Regions from separate parts of the Homo sapiens genome. Here region 2 is linked to region 1. Evidence: read pairs that join two places in POLR2A ChIA-PET (ENCODE). Cell type or tissue: CD4-positive, alpha-beta T cell. All regions are shown on one strand. Links, peaks and the distances in the headings refer to the core of each region. The heading gives the core; the rest is flanking DNA.

What was found. ChIA-PET counts read pairs that join two places held together with the same protein. Peaks named below come from ENCODE experiments on the same cell type or tissue, not always from the same donor. Only the 100,000 strongest peaks of a DNase experiment are listed, where the experiment ranks them.
Region 2: POLR2A ChIA-PET joins it to region 1 with 5 read pairs; 1 of 35 experiments calls an interaction of 5 or more read pairs at or near these places.

The regions. Positions count from the first base shown.
Region 1 is chr2:233,329,598-233,333,977 of GRCh38, forward strand. SAG (S-antigen visual arrestin) reads left to right here. Exons shown (of 16, transcript NM_000541.5): 10 at 2,043-2,115. Among named protein-coding and RNA genes, the nearest start is that of DGKD, 23 kb to the right of the region's middle. RefSeq lists an enhancer at 1-662. In CD4-positive, alpha-beta T cell, for the core only: no CTCF peak of the experiment used is centred there; a DNase peak (open chromatin) is centred at 2,154; H3K4me3 peaks cover 430 bases; H3K27ac peaks cover 2,699 bases.
Region 2 is chr2:233,079,159-233,083,538 of GRCh38, forward strand. It overlaps INPP5D (inositol polyphosphate-5-phosphatase D), which reads left to right. Exons shown (of 27, transcript NM_001017915.3): 2 at 177-240. Among named protein-coding and RNA genes, the nearest start is that of INPP5D, 21 kb to the left of the region's middle. RefSeq lists enhancers at 2,546-2,635, 3,146-3,295. In CD4-positive, alpha-beta T cell, for the core only: no CTCF peak of the experiment used is centred there; DNase peaks (open chromatin) are centred at 473, 1,293 and 2,293; H3K4me3 peaks cover 1,937 bases; H3K27ac peaks cover 3,880 bases.

The DNA.
Region 1 (4,380 bases), core at 301-4,300:
GTAGAGGGCATAGTCTTCTAGAATTTCTGATCCTGTTTCCTGAGAGGTCACTTCTCTGGTCTGATAAGGCCCTTCTGGGTCCTTGGAACTGGCTACTTGTCTCTGCTGTCATAGGCAGCAGGACTGCGGAGGGAGAAAGGCCTTACAAGTTATCTCATTCAACTTCCTGCCCACTTACGGCTGGTTTTTGTCTTGGAACAAAATTCCTGGCAAGTGATCTCTTTCCATGGTTATGCCTTCCTGGAGGGCCCCACAGTGCTCATTGTGGTTGACAGATGCAGCACATTGTTGTGGGTGAGGCCTAATTTGTGGACTCATGCTGTGGGCTCTGTGATCCCAGCTGGCATCCACAGCAGGGGCTCCTTGTCTACCTTCCCAGGCTTTGTGTGGCTTGAAGGAGGTCCCACATGGAAGCGCTTTGTAAATGGTGAAGTGTGACTGTCTCGGCTCAAATGGCCATCATGTCATGGCTGACCTTCCCATATCCTACAGGGGAGGTGCCTTCTGCCTGTTGTTCCCACACATTAACTAAGCTCAAAAAGCATCAAAGCACAGGGGGTCTTATATAATGGTCTTATTTGGCTCTTTCATGAGGAAGACATGATGGAATGACCTGTGAGGGTAACCTCTAAGTTCACTTTTTAACTCAAACATTCAATGACCAAGACAAAGTTAGACTTATGCATCTTGGGGTGACTGTCCCAGGGCCCAGGACTGAGGATGTGGAACTTCCAGTCCTAAAATGGGCTCTCCCGGGCAAGCCAGGGTGAGCAGTGGCCCTAGGTGTCATATACCACTTTTCCCTGTGAGTCATCACAGATGAGGGTCAGAAATCCTGATGCGTGCAGACTAAGGAATTCTAGACTTTTCCCTCCCTCCCTTCCTTCCTTCCTTCCTTCCTTCCTTCCTTCCTTCCTTCCTTCCTTCCTTCCTTCCTTCCTTCCTCCCTTTCTTTCACAGTCTCCCTCTGTCACCCAGGCTGGAGTGCAGTGGTGTGATCTCGGCTCACTGCAACCTCCAGCTCCTGGGTTCAAGCCATTCTCCTGCCTCAGCCTCCCAAGTAGCTGGGATTACAGGCGTGCACCAATTTTGCCTGGCTAATTTTGTATTTTCAGTAGAGATGGGGATTTCGCCATGTTGGCCAGGCTGGTTTCAAACCCCTGACCTCAGGTGATCCATCCGCCTCAGCCTCCCAAAGTGCTGGGATTACCGGTGTGAGCCACTGCACCCGGATAGCTGTTAACTTTTTAAAAACAAAATATTAATTGCTTTCTATAGGCTGGGCACTGTACTGCATGCCTTGCACAAATTGTTTCTTTATCCTCAAACTTTGGCTGAGTGCAGTGGTTCACGCCTGTAATCCCAGTACTTTGGGAGGCCAAGGTGGGAGGATCCCTTGAGCCCAGGAGTTCAAGACCAGCCTGGGCAATATAGGGAGACCCTGCCTTTATTTTTTAAAAAAATCCTCAAGCTTAATTTTAAAGGTGATTAAAAGTCATCTTTTTAATCATCACAACGTCCCTATGAGTTAGATGCAATTATTACCCCCATTTTACTGATGGGGAAACTGAGGCTTAGAATAGATAAATAATTCACCCCACAGTTAGTGGCTAAGCCAAGATTGGCACCCAAACAGCCTGGCTCCAGGCCCACCTTCCTATCCACCACGTTCCACCCACCAACCAGTCCTGTACTGCCTCTAGCTAGTCTCTTGGAGGACAGGAAGGACAATGTTCATGAAGTAAGATGGAGGATGTTAGAAAGGGCTGAGCAGGGGAAAGGAGGGGTCTCCCAGGAGCTGCAGCCTTAGGGGACATGGGTGGGAGTTGATACAGAGCAGGTTATGGGTGACCAGAAATGGCCTGGAGACAGGACTTCAAAACCCCAGCCTTGAAGCTGAGGGCTGAGAAAGCCTAGCCTTGGAAGTGGAGGGAAACCATCATCAGAGAGGAGAGACCAGCGTGTACCCTGGGAGGCCGCAGGGAAAGTGCACGTGTTGGGGGACCAGTGCTGACCACCGGACTCCCGTCTTCCCCTTGCAGTGGAACAGGTGGCCAATGTGGTTCTCTACTCGAGTGATTATTACGTCAAGCCCGTGGCTATGGAGGAAGCGCAGTGAGTAGCTGTTGGGGTTTCCGTTTCCTGGGCGTCTCAGCCTTCTGTGTCAAGTTTCTCGCCGTTTATTGCTGAAGAAGGAACTAGAATGTTCAGCTAGCTCGCCAGCCTTCCACTTCCTTCCTCTTTCTCCCTTCGAGGGCTGCACAGAAAGTTAGCATCTTAGCTCTGCATCTACCACACCCCTCTGTGCCCATCTTACAGGAGTTCTGAGGATTAATGCAAGCCAAAGAATGACGCAGAGGAGAGAAATAAAGACAGAAATGTCACCATGGGATCAGCTGGCTTTTTCTATTTATCCTTGGAATGAATTGTTAGGAATTTGGTACTATTTCCACCTCCCAGAAGATGGTCAAATGAACTGTCAGCCCAGGCTAGGATTCCCTATCTTTTGATCTCAAATTGAAATCTTATACCAGTGACAACTGGATTAGAATATATCTGTTCTTAGCCTGTTGTTGTGAATGACTTTTCCCCTTTGTTAGAATCAAAAACAAATGAGAATCCTGCCATGGTTCCTTTATGCTGGCCTGAGAGACCTGCCCAGCTTTGCTGTGTGCCACAAAGTCAAATAGATTCATTTAATACATGGCTTGGAGTGGGGGGCGATGATCTCCCACCTCCAGCCCCCCGAGAGGATAGCTCGACCAGGTCTTAACTCTTTGCCTTGCTGGCATGTTCTAAGCACCGTTGTATGTAAAAAATATTATCAGGGTTAGAGGAAGGTTAGGGTAGGGGAATGATGAAAGACAACTGATTCCTTAAGATAATATAAGGTAATAGATAGATTTTTTTGAGATGGAGTCTCACTCTGTTGCCCAGGCTGGAGTGCAGTGGTGAGATCTCAGCTCACTGCAACCTCCACCACCCAGGTTCGAGCCATTCTCCTGACTCAGTCTCCCAAGTAGCTGGAATTACAGGAGCCCGCCACCAAGCCCAGCTAATTTTGTATTTTTTTTTTTTTTTGAGACGGAGTTTTGCTCTTGTTGCCCAAGCAGGAGTGCAATGGCGCGATCTTGACTCACTGCAACCTTTGCCTCCTGGGTTCAAGTGATTCTCCTGCCTCAGCCTCCTGAGTAGCTGGGATTACAGGCACACGCCACCACCCCTGGCTAATTTTTTGTATTTTTATTAGAAATGGGGTTTCACCATGTTAGCCAGGCTGGTCTCGAACTCCTGACCTCAGGTGATCTGCCCACCTCGGCCTCCCAAAGTGCTGGGATTACAGGAGTGAGCCACCGTGCCTGGCTGATTTTGTATTTTTAGTAGAGACAGGGTTTCACCTGTTGGCCAGGCTGGTCTCAAACTCCTGACCTCAGGTGATCTGCTTGCCTCAGCCTCCCAAAGTGCTGAAATTACAGGCGTGAGCCACCGCACCTGGCCTATATGGGAATATTTAAAAGGCAACTTTAGGAGAAACTATTACTGTTATTCAAAACAGATTCAAACTGTAGGTCTACAAGGGAGGGAGACAGGAAAGAACCACCACTCACTGCCTCCTTTCTGCCAAGATTGGGCTCTGTTCTGCCTTTAGGGGATCCTCGCACATCCCTGTGCCCTGGAGGGGTCTTGGCCCTGGTTCACCTTTCCTCATGTGCTCAGCAACATGGGAGCAAAGGATCCTGGCTGAGTTTTCCCCTAATATGTATTCCATCACCTGGTCCTCTTTCAAAGTGTTGGGTGCATTTTGGGTCAAAGATTCCCAGGAAACTGGAAAGCATTCCAAAGTCCCCCAAAGGCTGGAGGAGCCTGGGAGCTGGACTGGACCATGCTGACAAGTCTGAAGCTAGAGGCCACTCAGAAAGCTGCAGAGCAGGAGCCATCGTCCCAGAGCCCTGTGGCTTCTGGGGCTTTAGTGGGCAGGCTTCCACGGAACCAGGACAGACCTGACTCCCAAGCTGCTCCCCACCATCCAAACCCACATCCTGAAGCTCTGGGGAGTGGCCCCAGAGCCTTGGCATAGTCCTTTGGCAAGCTCTGCACAAACACAAAAAGTCCATCCTCTGAGCCCAACCCCAAGGGCCCTCTTCCTATTCCAGCCATCTTTACAATGCTGTTTCTGCTTTTTTCAATGCTCAAATTACGCTCATTAAGAGAGGTTCCACCAGGACCCAGATGGTAGGATGTGGGCCACCTTGGGCTCTGGCAGATTTCTGTAAAGAGCTTCCTGTAGACACTGGAGGCAGGATAGGGGACAGCTGCTTTTACCTATCCAGGGAAACTTGATTAGGGAAAGGAAGTCCTTTCCCAGAGAGGCAGTTCAGA
Region 2 (4,380 bases), core at 121-4,120, 250 kb before region 1:
AGCCCACGATTGCTGGACGTCAGGACTCACCTCCATCTTAAGAGAACGGTCAGCTCCGAAATTCGGAGACTTTGTGTCCAGATTCCTCAAGCTGTGTCAGGAAGTCTTGTCTTTTCAGTTAAGAGGAAACCGGGTCTTCCTGCATGGGTTCTAATAAAGTCTTTGATCTATTTCAGGTATCGGAATTGCGTTTACACTTACAGAATTCTGCCCAATGAAGATGATAAATTCACTGTTCAGGTGAGTCCTTTATAAACCTAGAAATCTGAACCTGACTTCAGCCGATACTGGCAGAGAAAGGGTGTAAACGATGAGGAAGGAAGTGCACGCGCAGGTAGCCGGACGTGAAGGCCTGGCTGAGCCTGGCTTCCTCCCAGGTGTCCATGGGGTGGCTTAGCTGGTAAACTGGGGCCCTCCAAGTGACCCTGCTCTGTGACATGACGGAGTTGCATGCCACAGGCTATTTGTGGTCCATAGGTGTGAAGAGGAAACGAAGGTGAAGCAGACTGTCCAGAGATGAAGGGAAAGGAGGGGCTGTGGCTTGGCCGACTGTTGTCTTCAGTCTCTCAAAGGAGAGAGAGGAAGTGGCTCAGGAGGGAGAGAAGGGAGGTGAACTTACAGGAGAACAGACCGTGTTTTCTGAGGGGCTGCGAGACTAGCACAAAACAGTGCCTTTCCATTTGTAGAACTCTGTTCTGTCCGAGGCTGGTGCTCACTGCATCTGATTTCACCAAGCAAAGTCAAAATGTGCAAAACTTGCAGTTCATTTTTTAATATTTTTTATTTTTGAGACAGAGTTTCACTCTTGTCACCCAGGCTGGAGTGCAGTGGCGCCATGTCGGCTCCCTGCAACCTCCACCTCCCAGGTTCAAGTGATTCCCCTGCCTCAGTCTCCCTAGTAGCTGGGATTATAGGTGCCCGCCACCATGCCCGGCTGATTTTTGTATTTTTGGTACAGATGGGGTTTCTCCATGTTGGCCAGGCTGGTCTTAAACTCCTGACAGCGAATGATCTGCCCACCTCGGCCTCCCAAAGTTCTGGGATTATAGGCATGAGCCACCCCGCCAGGCTGCAGTTAAATTTAAAAACAAAAATCAGCTGCACCCGTCCAAGCCCGGGAAGGCCACCCTAAGCACGGTTTACTAAAGCCTTTGTTTCGCCACAAAATGTGACAACTGAGTGTGTGGAAGCCAGGAAAGCTATTGTTATCTGGCTACATGAAGAGCACATGGAGGTGGCAAGAAGGAAGGAGACAAAGTTTCCACATCCCGGGTGTGTGTGTGTGTGTGTGTGTGTGCACGTGACAGAGAGAGAGAGAGAGAGATGCTCAGTTCTCAGGGACTAGAGTAAGAGGCACAGCAGTGCATCCACGTCCCAAGCAGAGTAGCCGGGGTCGACAAAGGTTTGGATATCATGTCATGGAAGAGCAATGACGGCGTTGGAGGAGTTTGTTTGAAAAGAAAGTGGAAGTGGGAGGGGAGAGGCAGGGTACACTCTTCAGTTTCAAAGCTTGAAGGGAATGATTCATTTTGTGCTAACTAGGATGCAGTAGTAGACAGGGAGCTGGACTCAAGGTGTGGGGAGACCACAGGCAAGTCCCTGGAGGCAAAAATCCTCCAGAAGTTGTCAAGAGGGAGAGCGTGGTGAGCAGAACGCCCCTCAGGAAGACAGCTTATGAGGATGGAAGGAATTGCTTCGAGGAGCGATGTGATTGAGAGAGGCCCAAGGGGCATGTGTGATGCAGCCCGGTCCAGGGGCATTTGCTGCGAGGCCTCCTTAGGAGATGCGAGTTTAGGCTCAAGCAGAACCACTCCCTGCGTAGTTAGGCTGGCATTGCTGCCGGCTGCCTCATCCTCCTGCCCCTGAGTCCACTGCAGCCTCTAAGGCACATCTGCTGAAGGCTTTCCACTGGCCTAGGGCGCCCGCAGGTTTGGCCTGGTTCTTAGCAGTCACCAGGAGCAGATGTTGGCACACCTAGTACGAGAAGGTCCTTTCCAGCGCTTGGCAGCTATTTGCCATGGGAATGTCTGTCTCTGACAGGGGCTCTTCACCATGTGTGGGATGTGAGCAGCGGAGGGGAGCCCTGTCTGGGGCAGGCAGTTGGCCTCAATGACCTCTACCATTTTTTTCAAGTCTAGGAGGGCATGAGCTTTTCTGGCAGAGTTGGCATCTGTGATAGGTGGTTTGCTGAGAGGAGTCGGCAAACTCTCTTAAGTTAAAAGTTGGTCGATGCTTTTGATCTTTTTTCCCTTTGTGGTTTCTTCTCTTCCTTCAAAGTGAAGAAAACTTTAAGTATGACTGGAAAAGACATGACTCTGTGGCTTCTAGTAGAGTCGGCACCCGCCGCCTGTAAATGTGTAGACTGCGTCTCCGGTTTGCCCCTCTCTGTCACCATCATACTCTTGCTACTGTGACATCTTGTGACCCTGGGAACTGCTGATGAAATCCGGGGCCTCATCAGGCTACTGGGCAGGGGGTGGTGGTGGTGCAGGGAACAGAAACTCGCCTTGGCTGACTCTGTAAGGGGTAAGGGGTGGGCAGCCTTTGTGGAGATGTGCAGAGCCAGGAAGGAGAAGGCCGCCCTAGGGCCTTGGAACCAGAAGAGCATGGGGTCTGCACGCAGCTTCTCCCATGGATCAGCTCTTCTCTGTGGGGCCGCTCTTCCCAGCCAGCAGCCTCCCTTCTCAGTCCCCAGTCCTAAGAAGGAGTCTGATGGCTCAGCCTCCACGGCTTTCTCCGCATGAGCCACTCAGGGGCTGCCAGTCTGTGTATGAATCGGCTGTCTTGGAGCAGGTACCCCCCTCTGCCTCTCAGAGATGGGGACAGAGTCGTGGGGGCAGCGTGCCTCCTTAAGGTCTCCGCTTAGCCAGGACAGTGGGCGGGCAGCTTTCAGAGAAGATGGGCGGCTCTGCTGGACTTCTCTGCTCCTGACCCCGGCACTAGATCTGTGACCTCCGCAGTAGCTGACATGGTACAGGGAGCTGTGGACCTAGGTGGTCTGAAGAGGTTTTCCTTCAAGGTGAATTAAAGGGGAATTCTCATAGGATTCTCCCAGGTGGACTCACCTTCGAAAATCTACCTCCAAGAGTAAATGACAGCAGACGTCCACTGAGGACCAAGTGCACACTCATGCCCAATTAAGCAGACTCAGAGCCCTTCGGGGAAGCTTTAGCAGTTATTGATCTCTGCCTATTTTAACTCAAGTTCCTCTTTTCATGTTGAGGCAAAACCTCACAGTCTTTTCTGAGCTTAGCCACAGTTTCTAAATAACTCATTCCTGACACCTGAGCCTGTTCAGTGCCACCAGAATACGAGGCTCCCCAAAATAAGAATCTGGCCTGAAATTTTGCCAAGTGAAGCACCGAAAGGCTTTCATTGTTTCTTAGTTTAGTAACTTTAGCTCTTTTCCTGGGGACTTCTGTTCTCTTGTCAACACCAAAGATCTCATCTTTGTTCTTTGCAGACCAACTTCATGGAGTTGGCCCACGTGTCATAGCCCATGACAGCCCTGTATCAATCAGGGAGAGGAGCTGCCTCACCTGGGGGACTCTTTTCTCTCACTCCATCTTTCACAGACTTAAAAAAAATCCGAGATGGGAGGGCAGGATGCAAACTGTAACTTCATCCAACCCCCTCGTTCTAAATATGAGTGTTGCTGAGAACTGCGGAAGTTGGAACTCACAGCCAGGCCTCCCGGCCTCCCCGGCTAAGCTTTCTTCCTTCCAATCCAGAAGGTGTTTCCAAGCCTGTCTGGAGTCCCCTGGGGAAGGATGAGCCCAGGACTCTGCCCAGAGGGACAGGGAGACAGGGCAATGTGGCCTCTCAGAGAGCTTGGCCTCTTGCCCTTCACATGGTTATAGATAATATTTGATCCCAGGTGGCATCTGTCCCTTGTGGTAAATCAGTGAGGTGCCCCTAGAATGAAAGCAGACTCCATTCCCGGCTGGGATCTGGGTTCAAGTCCAATTTGGTCAGCGATGTGGCCTTGGGCAAGGACTGCCAAGAAACTGCTGGAAAGTAGAGATCACACACATACCTCCCAGCACAAGGAAGCTGCTGGGGAGGAGGGTGGAGACAGCAGGGAGCTGGAGGTGCTTTAGAGCATTCTAGGCAGTGCTGGGAGTGGTGGGGAAGGAGGGGTAAATTTTGGAACTCCATCTCCCTCAGCTCTGCTCTTTGGGCTATGGGCTTCATGTCTTCAGGGACCTGAGTACGCTCTGGAACTGTTAAGCAGTTGTTCAACAGCTGCTGTGCCACTCAAACCCTGAGAACCTTCTGGACTCAGCTTGCACTGCTTTTCCTGGTTGGGGGAGGGTTGGGGCAGTGCTCTGAGCCCTGTGTGAGGCCAGACGAAGGCAGAACGGCTCAGCCCCGCAGGCC